Linked DNA regions of Homo sapiens: region 1 is linked to region 2. Evidence: read pairs that join two places in POLR2A ChIA-PET (ENCODE). Cell type or tissue: Caco-2. All regions are shown on one strand. Each heading gives the region's core, and the rest is flanking DNA. Links, peaks and the distances in the headings are about the cores only.

The links. Peaks named below come from ENCODE experiments on the same cell type or tissue, not always from the same donor. Only the 100,000 strongest peaks of a DNase experiment are listed, where the experiment ranks them.
Region 1: POLR2A ChIA-PET joins it to region 2 with 16 read pairs; 4 of 35 experiments call an interaction of 5 or more read pairs at or near these places.

Annotation. Positions count from the first base shown.
Region 1 is chr12:1,462,317-1,470,652 of GRCh38, forward strand. All of the region lies in intron 18 of ERC1 (ELKS/RAB6-interacting/CAST family member 1), which reads left to right. It overlaps LOC124902856 (a long non-coding RNA gene), which reads left to right. Exons shown (of 2, transcript XR_007063156.1): 2 at 1-4,424. Among named protein-coding and RNA genes, the nearest start is that of LINC00942, 34 kb to the right of the region's middle. In Caco-2, for the core only: no CTCF peak of the experiment used is centred there; DNase peaks (open chromatin) are centred at 4,335 and 6,959.
Region 2 is chr12:1,385,159-1,393,494 of GRCh38, forward strand. All of the region lies in intron 16 of ERC1 (ELKS/RAB6-interacting/CAST family member 1), which reads left to right. Among named protein-coding and RNA genes, the nearest start is that of LINC00942, 110 kb to the right of the region's middle. In Caco-2, for the core only: no CTCF peak of the experiment used is centred there; no DNase peak of the experiment used is centred there.

The sequences.
Region 1 (8,336 bases), core at 327-8,326, 77 kb after region 2:
AGGGATCCTATTCTTACTCAAAAGAAATGAAAGCATATGTCCACAAAAAGACTTGTACAAGAGTGTTCATAGCAGCTTTACTGGAAAAAGTCCAAAAGTGGAAACAACCCAAATGTCCATTAACAGGAGAATAGGTATTTTTAAATGATCATATATCATTAATGGAATACTACTCAGCAATAGAAAAGAATGAACTACTAATACAAACAACTGAATCTTCAGAAACACTGTGTTAAGCAAAAGAAGCCAGACACACACAAAAAATTATGTACTAAATGTATTATTCCATTTATATGACATTCAGGAACAGAATAAATTATGGTGGTAAAAATTAGAACAGTGATTACTTATAGGAATTGACTGAAAGAGGATAAAACAGAACCTTCTGGGGTAATGAAAATGTCCTATATTTTGACTGGGGAGATGGCCATGTGGGTAGATAAATTCATCAAAATTCATTCAGTTGTACACCTAAAGATCTGTACATTTTGTTATATGGCAACGTTTAAAAAAAATACTCCGCCTCCAGTCTCCTTTTGAACTGTTTGAAGTAGTACAACTGATAGGCAGATTCTGCTAAAAAGCTAAAAATATAATTTTTCTCTAGAGTACAAATTTCTTTTTTTTTTCCACCGTAAATGCCAGCCTCCCATCAGAGGCTGAACCACAGTGGAATCAACTTTCATCAGCCAGCCCCTCTGTGGCTCACTGAGCTTTGGATTCCAGGTCCCTTTCCCAGCACTTAGTCCCATTTTTAATTTTCAGGAAGTATTGTTCCAAAACTTGGCTCAGACTTATCCTCTCCTTGGATTCCTTTCTCCATTTGTTTTCTCGGTTTTGCTCACTTACTCTTTAACTTGCACCCCTCTTTTTCCAAGGTGGTGGATTAGGGGGTGTTAATGCTGGGGCAGTGTTAGGCACAGAACCTAGGAGTCATCTCCCTCACTCCGGGACCGCATCAATCATCAGTCACAGACATGACAGTTCATTTTTCCCTCCTGAACGCGCCTGCACAGATGGGTGTATCGCTCAAGTAGCCAAATGGATGTAGCTGTTGGGGGACAGGGCCTGAGGGGCAGCAGGGAGAGAAAAGAACAAAGAAAGAAAGAAGAATGGTTCTTTGTGGGGCAGCAAACTTTCTTCTGGTTCCCAGCCTGAATGTTTCTGATCTGGTTTTCTTCTTTTTGTGATGTTTGAACTTGTTTCCTCAACTCAGATGCTGAACTCTTGTCCAAAAAACCTAAGGGCAGCATAGTGTGAGAGACTGTGGGAGGCAAGTCCAGCAATCCAGCAAAAAGAATTGCAGAACTGTGAAGATAAATGTGTGTCCGTATCAGGACTGCGCTGGAGAACGGGAAGAGAGGGGTTGGGGTGCTAAGACTGTGTGTGTGTGTGTGTGTGTGTGTGTGTGTGTGTCTTGACAAACTGATGAGAAACACTATTGAGTAGTTTTCTCCTCTCTGCTCTCACACACAGTCTGGCACTTTCTTCTTCTGTGACAGCTGCCATTAACTTTTTAATGCGAAGACAAGGGTATCTTGCCAATTGGATGTTGAAATCTCTGGCAAGGAAAAGCTTGCTTTAAAAAAAAAAGAGGCAGGGAATATGGGGAAGGTTGGGCAGACATACCAAAGGTCCGGGGGAAGACAGGGTACTAAGTTGGACCTTACAATGCAGAATGGCTGCCCTGCTTCTGATAAAATCCCCTCAAATGAAGTTGGGAAAAGAAAGAGGAAATGGGAGTGTGAGTGTAAGGGAGATAAGGAACTCTTTTACGCAGTTGCAATGACACAGATATTAAGTATTATTTGCAATTCACTCCCGATGGATGTGAGAACTCCTCATGGAGTTTTGGTGTATATGTGGGACCTTGTGCTAAATGTAGAATAATCTTGTTTGTGCAGAAAGAGAAGGAAAGAGAAAATATTAGGAGACCTCTGTAGACCAAAACATTATGATACAAAAGATTGTTCCAGTCATTTCCTTCCATAGCTTATCTCAGAGAAGGGGAGTTCTGGTGTTCGTGGCTCGCCTATCAGGTCTTCCCCTCACCTCTAAACTACGGCAGCTCTTGATCCTTATTACTGGTACCTACCCCAAACTCACCAGGTCTAAATAAAACTGAACATAAAAACATCCTGTTGTGAATTCAGTTCTCATGTACCTTCAGCTTTGCAGCAAAGAATGCAAAAGCCTTTTTTTTTTTTTTTTTTTTTTTTTTGAGACAGAGTTTCGCTCCGTTGCCCAGGCTGGAGTTCAGTGGAGCGATCTCAGCTCACTGCAACCTCCCCCTCCCGAGTTCAAGCAATTCTCCTGCCCTCACCCTCCCGAGTAGCTGGGACTACAGGTGTGCACCATGACGCCCAGCTAATTTTTGTATTTTTAGTAAGAGACAGGGTTTCACCGTGTTAGCCAGGGTGGTCTCGATCTCTTGACCTCACGATCTGCCCACCTCAGCCTCCCAAAGTGCTGGGATTACAGGCGTGAGCCACGGTGCATGGCCACAAAAGCCTTTTTTAATCTAGTTTTTATTAGCTTGGCCTCACACTGGACTCTTTAAAAAAGAGTCCTAAAATATGAATATGGAATATTATATGAAATATTTTATAAAAATATTTTATAAAAAGCTCAGCATTTATGGAGATCTTAGTGTATTTTAGCTGCCCTAATTGCTTTTTTCCTTTGTGTTGAACGTATTCCCATGGGAGAAGAAAGTTCACCCTCCTGAGTCCCTGAGCTCCTGCAGGAAGAATTATTTACCATCCTGGAATTTTAATGAGTCTTGACAATTACTGTAATCCAGGTCATTGAACGCGGGTCTGTCATCGCCAGTGTCATCTTCCAGAGATGATGCTCCCCCAACTAAGCTGAGAAGAAAATGAGTCCTTGTGAATGCCAAAGAGACATGAATGTGACCTGCACCAATGCTGCAAACCTAAAGCCAGTGGGACTAGAAACTGTGGAAATGACAGTCTTCCGGTCCGGTCAGAGCATCTGAAATAAATTGCCCACAGTTTTCTTCCAAACTTTTAAATTGTTTACAAAAGGTTTGGTGGTACCAATCTTACTGAGACGGCCTAGAAATACAAGTAACGTAAATTTCTTACAGAGTGTCTACAATGCTGCATGCCAGAGGCACTCAGCACACCTGAAGGATGTGAAGCTCCTGTAGGAACAGTAGCTCTGTACAACAGTAATCTCTAGACAACCAACGTAAATTTAAACAAAAAGGTGTGAGACCACACACCCTTCTTCCAGTGGGGCATAACTGCCCAGGTGTAAAATCAGACAGGAACCCTGAAATATGAACCATCTCCAGTTTGCAGACAGACATTGCTGCCATTCTCCACTTGACTCCCCTGTGCCCATGCCTGAAAGCCCCGCTTCCCCTAGAGAGGTGGGGGCAGTGTGGCCACAGCCTCTCTCCCCGCAGTACCACCTGGTCCCAAAAGTCCCAGCCCTCCACGGCAGCACTAGTGAGGCCTCCTTGCTGTTGCTGCTGTTACTCCCTGAGCCTTCTAGAGAATCTCCTGCATGCCCTGTGAGAATGTGCTGATGCTGGGGCCACTGCCACAGTCGCGGGTTTTCTCCCAGACCCCCTTCTGGTGCCAAGTAGGAAAGATGGGACCAGGCTAATTCTGTTGCCACTGAGACAAGTGAAGACATATCCTGATGTCTGGAGTTGGATCTCAGAAGGCGCCTTCCAGTGTATAAACTGATATGAAATGGTGGTTAGGTCCTGTGGCACTGCACACCAACACTGTATTACCTTGCTCGGGACACCGTAACAAAATACCACAGACCGCGTGGCTTAAGCAACGTAAATTGATTTCCTCACAGTTCTGGAGGCTGGAAGTCCGAGATCAAGGGGTCGGCAGGGTTGGTTTCTCCTGAGGCCCCCTCTCCTTGGTGTATACATGGCTGCCTGCTCGCTGTGTCCTCACGTGGTCTATCCTCTCTCCCTGTGCTCCCCAGTGTCTTTCTGTATGTCCAGATTTCCTCCTGTTACAAAGATACCAGTCATACTGGATTTGGAACCACCCTGCCTGCCTCATTTTAACTTAATCGCCTCTTTAAAGGCCCTGTCTCCAAATGCAGTCACATCATTCTGAGGTTCTGGTGATTTAGGCTTCCACCTATGAATTTGGTGGGGACACAGCTCAGCCCACCACAGACATTATGGGTAAAATAGGCTCATGGCAACAACTTCCGAACCTAACTACTGCTTGGGTAATTGTTAAGGGTTTCAAAATAACTGACTGTCAAACAAGCTCTGGAAACTGCATTCCAAATAAACTGTGGGGCTCTGCCTGTTAAAAGGTAGGAGGTCCTGGCGAATCTGTTATGTCCAGTAATTACTGAATACTCCCTTAGGGGCCATTCAGGGTCTGCTGGTTACTTCAATAAAGAATGCTGTAAGAAAAGCACTGAGTCTCTGGCCCTTTCTAAAAGAGTTGTGTAAGAGACATAAAGCCATAAAATATGAAGTAGGTGCTTGTTTAGCGACTGAATGAAATCAGGAATTTTCCGGAGATAAGATTATGGTATTCTTCTACACTGTATAAATGCTATCTTCCTGCTTTGTTTACCTCTTTTTATACAAAAGACCACCTAGGCACAAAAGGAAGTGCCCCTACCTAGCATAGTCTGAACGAGTGAAAGAGAGTCTTTAATTTTAACACTAAAGATAACAGATCTTGCTGTAAAGTGCAATGATGCTTAATAGCCCTAAAGATCAGGTTGTGATTGATGGGATTTCTCATGGTGTTCTTGTTAAAGATAAATAGTAGTTTTTAATGTTATCAGACTGGAAACATCTTACTCTTTTCTAATGTAAGCTCTAAAGCAAACTTCGGACACTAACATCTTATTGCCAACTTAACAGAAAAGTGTGATGGGATATTGGATAAGGCTCCGACCTGCGTGCCTGAAATTTCAGTGGTTCGGTTTGTTCCTTTGAATGAGGCATCTCTCTGAGGCACTGCCTTTCTAAGTGCAAGTTTTCTAGGAAGGGCAGTGTGTTGTCAGTTTCTCCTTAGCGTGCCCAGTGTATCTAGGATGATACAAACAGGAAGAGACTGGGAAAAGGAGGGTTCAAAAAAGGGAGGGACCCAATGGCCAGATTAAAAACCAGCTTAACCTCTTCATTGTATCCCAGGCCTGATGATTGAGCATCTTTATTCTTAGGATTCTCCAACTTTAGGCTACCTGATACATCTAGAGCAGCGGTCCCCAACGTTTTCGGCACCGGGGACTGGTTTCACAGAAGGCAGTTTTTCCACAGACAGGGGAGTGGCAGGGAAGGGATGGTTTCAGGATAATTGAAGCACATTACATTTATTGTGCACTTTATTTCTGTTATTATTCCATTGTAATATATAATGAAATAATTATACAATTCACCATAATGTAGAATCCATGGGAGCCCAGAGCTTGTTTTCCTGCAACTAGACTGTCCCATTTGGGAGTGATGGGAGACAGTGATAGATTATCAGGCATTAGATTCTCATAAGGAGCACGCGGCCTAGATCCCTCGCGTGCGTGGTTCACAATAGGGTTTGCGCTCATATGAGAATCTAATGCCTCAGCTGATCTGACAAGAGACGGAACTCAGGCAGTAATGCACGCAATGGAGAGCGGCTGTAAATATAGATGAAGCTTTGCTTCCTGGCTAGCCCTTCACCTCCTGCTGTGTGGCCCAGTTCCTAACAGGGCCTGGACCAGTACACGGACCCAGTACTGGGAGTTGGAGACTCCCGATCTACAGTATGTGAGAAATCACATCAACCTTTTACAAGGATTGAGCCTAAATTTGAACCAAAAAATACTTACTTCTAAAAGTAAGTAAGCCACAGATAGATGTCAGAATACAACTAGCAAGAAGGTAAAGACTCATGGAAAAGATGGAGTAATGAGTTTTCTTAGCACTGTATGATACGACAGAAAAGCTGCAGGGGGAAGGCTTCACGAAAGCAAAAAACTCCAACTAGAAATAGCCTGCAGGGGCCAGGTGCAGCGACTCACGCCTGTAATCCCAGCACTTTGGGAGGCCAAGGTGGGTGGATCACTTGAGGTCAGGAGTTCAAGGTCAGCCTGGCCAACATGGTGAAACCCATCTCTACTAAAAATACAAAAATTAGCCCAGCATTGTGTTGCACACCTGTAGTCCCAGCTACTTGGAAGGCTGAGGCAGGAGAATCGCTAGAACCCGGGAGGTGGAGGTTGCAGTGAGCTGAGATCATGCCACTGCACTCCAGCCTGGGCAACAGAGCAAGACCCCATCAAAAAAGAAAGACAGAAAAAGAGAGAGAGAGGAAAGGAAAGGAGGAAGAAAGAAAGGAGAAAAGAAAGGAAAGAAAGAGCCTGCAGGCTCTCAGGGATCACTGTTCTACTGTTATTTTATAAGGCAAACCAGGGATGAGCTGTATTTAGCCACAGATTATTAAATCTGGAAAGAATTTAGAAATCATCTAATCTCCCCTTTATACACATAATGAAGCTGAGGACAGAGAGGCTCAAGATGGTAAAGCTAAGTGGCAGAGTTAGAACTAGACATTTCTTCCATTTCAGACCTTTTCCCACTACTTCCCTGTGCAACCTTGGGAAGAAAGTCCTCTTAGCCTGTCAGAGGCATCTCTGTCTGTAACTGTTCTCCTTCACGAATGTTAACTCCTCTGCAGGATGCCACAGGGACATTTGCCTTCTAGTGCAAGCAGAGTGTTTCAGGAATGCATAACAGCAGATAGATACATGTCTGTGCTAGGTGTTGTGCACTAACCAAGCACTATGGATTTCTTGCAGGGAGAAAAAGGAAGAGTAGATAACTAACAATATCTTATTAAGAGTCTCCTGCAGGGCTGTGACTCCACGCAGCTCTCTTCTCCCTGTCCTGCTGGTGGGAGCCTTGAGCCCAGCTCTTGAGCACTGTCTGGTGTGGCACCCTGCAGGCTGCCAGCAGCTGTCATACGGGCATTGGGATCGTTGGAAAGTGCTGCAACATGGGAGTAGCTGGGGCAGCTGTTGATTGGGAGCAGCCTCCACGGGCTGTGTTCAGTGGGTGATTCCATGCCTTTGGTCTGTGTGGAGCTCACTCTCTCCCTTGGCTCCTTCGGAGGGGTGGGCCCACCGCCCTCTCCAGCTGTTTTCTCAGAAAGAGAGGCAAAGAAGAAGGACCTGGCGGTCCTTCCAGAGTGCTTGCTGTGGTGTGGGCTTCGCCTCCCCTCCGTGTGGGAATAAACTGTGTGAAGCCATGTGGGTCCTGGAGCTCCGTGGCTTCACCCACACTTTCTGGGGGAACTGCACTCACAAGTATGGAGAGCCTTAAGCATTCGTTGAGCCAGACTGGACTGGAAACGTCCCGGGAGTCCCTCATTCTCACCCTTCTTCACCTAAGTAAACACACAACAAAATTCTCTGAGCTTTAGGGGGCTGTGGGAATATTTTTCTTTCAACCCCAACCTTCCCCAAGAGCTTTCAAATCACATAAAGTACTGTTTTCCCTTTAGCAATCCAAAACTAGTAACATGCAACTCCAGGCCCCACCCCACCCCACCCCCATCCTCCTCAATGCCAGCCAAGTCAGACACAACTTGCCATGTCCCTGTGGTGTGCCATGAACTGGGCAGGTATGCCCCGGGGTCACTCAGAGCAGCCCACGGGACCCTAGAGCTCTGGCAGTCGTGGAACCCCTTCCATGGCCCTTGTGAGTTACGGGGCCAGGAGTTTGTATCACATCAAAGGGTCATTTCGTCATCTCACAAGGGAGTCAGGAGATACCACCCAGAGAATGTATCAGATTTATACTAAAAAAAAAAAAAATCCAGCAAGATCCATAGCTCTCTGTGGGAGCCATTCCAGTTTCTCCCTGTCACAGTGGCCCTAGAATCAGATACCACGCACTGGAAATAGCAGAGTGCAACCCTGGACGTAGAGGGTGCATTGAGCACGTGCCACTGTGGCTGGGGGGAAACTTCCTTCTCTCTTCCTGCCTGGCCTGAGAGATTGCCTGGACGTGGATCAGGCTTTGTGCTGGTTTAGCACTTAAATCTTAACTGCAACAAAGCCTTGTTCTTACCACCCTGACAGTTTCAGCATTAGGTTTCTTATTAGTTGTTTGGGTTTGGGGTTTTTTTTGTTTTTTTTTTTTCTTCATCTTCTCCCTTTTGACACTTTTCATTTCTGAGAGCCAAACCAAATACGCTAGGCGGACTAGCTAACCTGGCTGTGTCTGCGATTCCCAGAGCCCTGCTGCTGCTCTGATGGGTCCCTTTGGTAAGGAGGGAAATTTTTCTCCATTTTTATAACGACGAGCCCTTAATTTGAACGTCTCTGTTCAC
Region 2 (8,336 bases), core at 117-8,116:
TTGCATCATATTCCCCTAGTCTACAGTGTTTAACATTTCTTAATTTCAATTTCTGCTAAATGAAAGATTCTTATAAATCAAGTTTTCTTTTCCTAACAAGTTTCCTCGCAATTACCTTCCTATCTTTTTTTTTTCTTTTTTTGAGACGGAGTCTCGCTCTGTCGCCCAGGCTGGAGTGCAGTGGTGTGATCACGGCTCACTGCAAGCTCCGCCTCCCGGGTTCACGCCATTCTCCTGCCTCAGCCTCCCGAGTAGCTGGGACTACAGGCGCCCGCCACCACGCCCTGCTAATTTTCTTGTATTTTTAGTAGAGACGGGGGTTTCACCGTGTTAGCCAGGATGGTCTCGATCTCCTGACCTCGTGATAACGCCCGCCTCAGCCTCCCAAAGTGCTGGGATTCCAGGCGTGAGCCACCGCGCCCGGCCCCTATCTATCTTATTATTGAGAAACAATAGCCAGGAAGAACAGAAGGAAACCTGTTTTTAAGGCTGGTTCTAGTTGAGCTAATTGCTATCTAGAGCTCTCTTTGTATTTAGACATCAAGACAACAGTCACAGCAATGTTCCCTAAGCCCGCATTGTCCTCCTGAATGGTAGATGAAATTACCAGCACCTGACTTGCAGCTCTTCTTATGGCTGTGCACTGAAGTAACTATTTCTCTTAATACATATTTTAACAATCTCAGATGAGACTAAGTGGGTCTCTTACTTTTGTGTCGTCTAGTAAGGAGCCATAACTGAAATATCCTCCTTTTTATTACCATAATGATATAACTATAGGAAAAGAAAAAACATGAGCCATGATTGACAGAAATTACTCTCCTTGTCAGAGATCATTTCCTCTGTTGCTTAAAGCTTCTTGCAATGCAGCCCTTTTTTTTTTTTTTTTTTTTTTTTTTGAGACAGAGTCTTGCTCTTTCGACCAAGCTGGAGTGCAGTGGCACGAGCTTAGCTCACTGCAACCTCCGCTTCCTGGGTTCAAGCGATTCTCCTGCCTCAGCCTCCCGAGTAGCTGGGACTATAGGTGCCTGCCACCATGCCCAGCTATTTTTGTATTTTTAGTAGAGACAGGGTTTCACCATATTGGCCAGGCTGGTCTCGAACTCCTGACATTGTGATCTGCCCACCTCAGCCTCCCAAAGTGTTGGGATTACAGGCGCAAACCACTGTGCCCGGTCACAAAAAAAATTTTAATTGAAATGCATGCAGCCAGGCATGGTGGCTTATACCTGTAATCCCAGCACTTTGGGACGCCAAGGCAGGCAGATCACTTGAGGTCAAGAGTTTGAGACCAGCCTGGCCAACATGGTGAAACCCCGTCTCTACTAAAAATACAAAAATTAGCCAGCCATGGTGGTGCACACCTGTAATCCCAGCTACTCCAGAGGCTGAGGTGGGAGGATCGCTTGGATCCAGGAGGCAGAGGTTGCAGTGAGCCAAGATTGCACCACTGCACTCCATCCAGCCTGGGCAACAGAGCAAGACTTCGTCTCAAAAAAAAAAAAAACATTAAAAAGTACACATGTCTAAGTATACATGTCAGTGAAATTTTACACACTTATGTAACCAGCATCTACATCCAGGAAGCAGATGATTGCCGACACCCCAGCAACCAGTTCTCACACTCCGTTTTCAGGTACCATCCCCTGCCTATTCCTGCAGGAGTAACTGCTCTACTGAATTCTGACAGTATTGATTAATTGTATCTTAAAAAATCAAAACTTAAAGATTTTCTGTCAACAGAGCAACCAGGGACCCAGAGGCAGAAGCCAGGGGAGCCACCACAGGCAGAGGGCACAGCCTTGAGTCAGAGGATTGTTCTCAGACCTTGAAACCTAATGGAATTTTCTCTGCTGGATTTCAGACTTGCTTGGGGCTGATGAGCCCTTTTTTTCTTCCAGTTTTTCCCTTTTGGAATGAGAATGTCTATCATATACTGGTCCCACCGTTGTATTTTGGAACCTGATAACTTGTTTTCTGTTTCGCATATTGACAGATGGAGAAGATGGATCATACTTAGTCTCCCTCATACCCAACTCAGATTAATTAGATGAGGAGATTTGGGACTTTCAAGTGATGCTGTTTAGATGGAATTTTGGATTTAGAGTTGTGCCATAGTGGGTTAAGATTTTTGGGGATACTGGAATGGGGTGAACCTATGTTGTGTATGGGACAGATAAGAATTTGGTGGGACTAGAAGGCAGGCTGTAGTAGATGGAATGCCCCCCAAAACATATGCCCTCCCCAAACTTATAGCCCCCAAAAAACATTATGTCCACGTCCAGTTTCTATAACCTGTAAATGAAACCATATTTGGATAAAGGGTCTTTGCAGATGGGATTAAATTAAGGATTTCAAGAAGAGATCATTCTTGATTATCCAGGTGGGGCCCTAACCCTAATGACAAGTCCTTGTGAGAGACAGAGAGAAGACAGATACAGAAGATAAGGTGATATAAAGGCAGAGGCAGAGATTAGACTGGGTGGCTATGAACCAAGAAATGTCCACAGTCACTGAAGCCAAAAGAGGCAAGGAAGGATGCTCCCTTAGCATCTCCACAGGGAACATGGCCCTGCCAACACCATACTTTTGGACTTGGGGCCGCTAGAACTGTGAGAGAGTAAATTTATGTTGTGTTTATGTTGTTTGTGATCATTTCTTACGGCAGCTCCAGGAAACTAACACATGGAGTAGGTAACACAGCTTCTCGAGTCCTTCATGTATGACAAGCTTGTTGCCCCTGAAGGTATTAGGGTTCCCCTTTATTTGAAGGAGAAAGGTGAATACATTATCTCTGCTTAATCACTAGCATTTGTTGATATATGCAAAGAAGACATTCTTAAGACAGCCTCGGGGCAGAAGAGGTCAAATAATATTTTTGGAGAAAGGAGAATACTAAGAGACTAATAAGAGTTAGCCTCGGCCGGGCGTGGTGGCTCACGCTTGTAATCCCAGCACTTTGGGAGGCCGAGGCGGGCGGATCAGGAGGTCAGAAGATCGAGACCACGGTGAAACCCTGTCTCTGTTAAAAATACAAAAAATTAGCCAGGCGTGGTGGTGGGCACCTGTAGTCCCAGCTACTCGGAGAGGCTGAGGCAGGAGAATGGTGTGAACCCGGGAGGCGGAGCTTGCAGTGAACTGAGATTGCGCCACCGCACTCCAGCCTGGGTGACAGAGACTCTGTCTCAAAAAAAAAAAAAAAAAAAAAAATTAGCCTCATGAATGAGCTAGAAAAGGAGCTCTTAGGCAGAGGGATCATTGTGGCCAGGGTTGCTGAAGCATGAAGCATCCTGAGATCAGGGAGCCATAGAAGGCTTCTTATTACCAAGTCTGCACTACTCCTGGGCAGTGACGTGAGACTCCAGAGCCAGGAGGAGACAGGTCACGGAGAGCCCTGGATTGACAATGCTGAGAGTAGCTTGGACTTGCTCCTGTAGGGGATGCCAAGCCATGGAGAGGCTTTTAGTCTCACCGATGTTTTCAGAGTTTTCTTTTATAGATAAATCAATCACTCTGGCAGCTAATGGAGGAAGTTAAGGGGAGCCTGGAGTAAGAAGATGGTAAGATTAAAAACAGGGAGACTGTTTAAGAATCTATTCCAGTTGCCCAAATATGAAATGATGAGGACAAGAATATAGGGTAGTTGAGATGGAGTAATGTATTCACTAGGCCATTCTGTGTATCAAACACCACCTAATCTTAGTGCCTTAACACAGTAAACGCTTATTTCTTGGTTACACAAAGTCCACCGCAGATCTTGCCGGCTCTATGAGGAAGCTGCCCTCCATGCAGCAATTCAGTAATCCAATTCTACTAAAAATTTCCTCCTTTAGCTCTTTCAGTATGAGGCCTTCTTGGTCACTGTGGCAAAGGAACAAGTAATTGGTGGTTCCCGTGCTGTTTCTTCTATGCTTGGGTCCCACGGTCACTACCCACAGACCACTGGCCAGTCAGATGTCTGGTCTGGCCAAGTAAGTGGAAGTGGTCTCCCTAATTAAAATGAGTAATCAAGAAGAAAGGCCATATATGGAAGAGAATATAACATGCTTATTTTTAGTAGAGTTGAATTCGAGGTTATTTATACCCAAATAGATACATCAAGAAAGCCGTTGGCTGGAGATGCTCCAGGTAAAGATGAGAGCTAGAAATGATAATTTTGGAGTCATCAGAACAGAAATACTACTTAAACCCATGAAAATGGAATAGCTTGCTTAAGAGAGAATATAGGCAAGTTATACTTACTTTTTACTGTTTTCTGACACATACTAAAATATTAACACAGGCCATTCTTTTCATCCTTACAGATTATAGTTCAATGAGCATATGCCCTCTGTAAGCCTGTTGGTAATGGATTTCAGAATTGGCTCTACTGGATATGCATTGCTAGGAGTTTTTATGCAGTTCTAGGGTTTTTAAGACCTTTTTTTCATGTCTTACATGTGTTGAAAATGCTTTAAGCATTTATGGCACAATATATCACAGGTGATTGTGATCTTATATACCCCATAGCCATTTTGCTGATTTGATATATAAATTAATAAAGCTCTGTTCCTGGAAATGAGGATAATGCTACATGAATACTCCAAAGAGTTAACATAAATGTAGTCTTGAAAAGCACTCCCTCAAGAAAAGAATTCTGTCCAAATCCTATTAATTCCCGGGTATTTTGCCTATTTTCCTTAAAAGCACCTTACATTAAAAAATCTGTTTTGCATTCAGTCTCTAAGCAAAAATATGTAGTGCCTTTAAAGAAACAACAACAAAAAAACCCTTGAGTAGGTTAATCTCTCCATTTTAAGTTACACACTTATTTCATGAACTAATCAAACTTGTCGTTAAGGCTTCATTAATTTCCTCTCCACTCATGGGGTGGGATGGTTGAATCATAGCGGGGCTGTGTGTGTCTGGAAGTGACCTTTGTATATTTGGGTGGTAAATTATACTTCAAAATACCAGTAGACATTTTATTAAAATTTTTATTTTCTTTGGTAGATTATTTCCTTCTAATTATAGTAGTAAACACTGGTATGTTATGATTAGTGATTAGCTTATAACAAACATCTAAACAGGGATAAGTCAGCCTGTTTAGCGATAAACCTGTCTCTTGATATATTTAGAACTGATCACTAGCCAGTATGGCTCCATATATTTCTAGGACAGTGTAACCCACAGTGACATAAATTAAAATTTTAAAAAAATCAAGGATACAGTAAATACCAACTGTCTATTAATATTGATTAATAAATCAATACATTTAAAAAATAATAAAGTTTAATTTTTCAAATTGATAAAAGTAAAAATTACTAAATTGATACATTACTGAGTTAATAAAATTAACATTTACTACTATTAATCTAAATGGGAAGGTGAAACATGGGACAAAGAATGAATTTTTCTGAACCTAAAAACTGGAAGGAAAGTCAAAAGTACTTACCAGAGCATGCTTAGGATGCCCAAAGGTACTGTCAGTTCATCTCCCGGAGGTGGGGTTAGTTTAGTCACCACCAAAATAAAACTGTGGTCAAACCATGAATTTTGGAGTATTAAATGAACCCAGTTGTGGATTCACTATGGTCAAATTACTACAAGAACTGGGACTGGAATAGGTTGCCCTGCCCTAGAAGTTTCCTAGTTGATTGAGTTGAGGTCTGATTAAGTTGAGGTCACTTCCAGACACACACAGTCGCACTCTGATTCAACCATCCCACTCCAGGAATGGAGAGGAAATTAATGAAGCCTTACTGACAAGTTTGATGAGGGAGGGAGCAGCTATGTTGGCATGTCTTCTAAGAGCTGTTTCTGACTTCTGGTGCCCAGCAGTAGTCCAGCTATGGTAGCTGATCAGTTGCTGCCTAATTACCTAATCCTATTGGCAAGATGAATGTTTCAGTTCGCTGCTGTGCCTTTAATCATAATTGTCTTTTATTCATTCAGTTTGAGGTCTTCCTGGTTCTTGGGATGTTGAGTGATTCTCAGTTGAAACCTGGACATGTTGGATGTTATGCGATATGACTCTGGGTCTTACTTAGACTTCTGTTTTAGCTGGTTTTCTTTGACACCACTCCAGCAGGGGAAGAATGGGGTGCTGCCTCAGTATTGCCCAGTGGAGGTAGAAGTCCAGTTTCTCCCACTTGGACCCTGCTGACACTCAAGGGGTGGAGGCTTCTTGTTACTCCTAGGTGGAGATGGGTATTCATGTCCCCACTAGGCTTCACTGGTGTATCCCTGCCTGGTTAGGGTAGGAAGGCCTCCACTAACACAGTGGGGGTGAAGGAAGGGGGGCCTGGTTACTGCTGTGCGGTAGTGAAGGTCCGACTCCACCAGGAGACACGGCTGTTACTGCTCCATGGAGGTGGAATTCTAGAATCCTCACCTAGTCTCTAGTGACACTGTGGAGGGGAGACTTCATTGCTGATGGTTGGAGATTATAGCCCTGCCTCCCTCGGCTTTCCCTGACACCTTCCAGTGGAGCAAGGAGAGGCTGAAGCACCTCCTCACAACCTGGTGAGCATGGGGCCCGCCGCTTGGTCTTTACTGACATGAGTGACAGTGGGACCACATGGTCTTTGGAATAGAGTGATTGTTGTCCCACAGGTTTCTATGTTGCTAGGCTGTCCCTTTCCTTTGGAGGCTTCTTTGGCTAGAGAGAGTGGGCTCCTGTTGAAGCTTTTTTGGTCTGTGCCTGTTGGCATTTCCTGGTTGTTGGCTTCTTCAGCTCTACCTCTGGATATATAAGGCAGAAAGATCCAGGGAGCTGCAGGTCACAGCACTCCTGACTGGTCTGCCTTCTCTCTGCCTTTTTAGTGTTTGTCTGTGTGTATAGTTCTTGTTGTACTTTTATACTTAGTGTGCTGGAGAAAAAAAAATATTCCTGATACTTCTTAAAGACAGTAAGGCAGACTATTCAGGGGACCACTGAGATGAGGATTTGTGTTAGAGGGCAGAGATTGGGCTCAACTCAGAATACACAAGGACCAATGGAGATGTGTAGCGAAGGAGCAGGGTGGGGGTCAGTGATGGAAAATTACTAAGAAGAAACGTCATGGCTGGGGGATTCTTGCCAGACCTACTCAACAGGAGTTGCTGAAGACAAGCCAGAGAGATGACATATTGATAGTGGGAGATGAGGAATTTGATCAGATCTCATGAGTGATCAGGCCTCAAGGGTGGGGATTTATTTTTGAAGGAAGACTTAAGCAAACTACCTTTTCTCTTTAGGAAAATAAAATGTATGTTCTGGGCTTAGATATCTAAGTAATCAGTAGGTTGAATTTTAATGCTTACATGCAGATAACCGATTTTTTTAAGTTATAATTTTCATTACTACCTCATCCCTTAGCCCAAGTCACATATTTACCTGTTTTGGAAAACCATACCTCTGGCAGCAGTTGAGCTTTGATGTCTAGTATCATTACTTTATTCAGCTTCCAATTCATTTTAAGTGGTCCTTAATGGGTATTCATTTCTTATCAGAATCAATCTATACCTGATACTTGTATATTTCTGGAAATCAAAGTTTTTCAAATATTTGGATTTATAAAATTATAAGTGGAAATATTTCAACAACTATGAAGAGATAGATAATTTAAGATACTTTTCTATAATTAACAACTTTTTTTAGAAAAGCCTGATTTTAATAAATGGTGGTTTTCTGTTTTTTTCTTCTACAGAAAAGACTGAAAGCCATTTAGCTCAGTTGTACAAAAAAGAAACTTTAGAGAATAGAGAAAATCAAGAGTGCAATAGTAGCTGTGGGAAAATTTTAACAATGTAACCACGTATGTTTGTACAGATACATATATACAGAGAAATCCTTTTATAATGAATAGTCAGAGTATAGGAGAAAAAAATGGTATTGGAGAGTTTGGCCTTATATCATTTGCTTTCAATCTGAATGGTTCAGTAAGAATCTAAAAATGCCTTTATATCCTCTGGGTTTATTTAAAGATACTTCACTGTATGTACACACAGGTGTATAGTTGGTTTATGTTTTGACTCAGTTATATTCTTTTCTTACCATGTATGGACCATGATTTTGTAAAAAGAAAAGATAAAATTCCCTCAGAACATCTAGCTTTAAGAACTTTGGCTGGGTGTGGTGGCTTACGCCTGTAATCCCAACACTTTGGGAAACTGAAAGGCAAGAGGATCACTTGAGCCCAGGAGTTAGTGACGAGCCTGAGCAACGTGGGGAAACCTCATCTCTACACAACAAAAATTTTAAAAATTAGCTGGGCGTGGTGGTGCACATCTGTAGTCCCAGGCCTTAGGAAGCTGAGATGGGAAGATCGCTTGAGCCCAGGTGGTCAAGGCTGCAGTGAGCTATGATTGTGCTA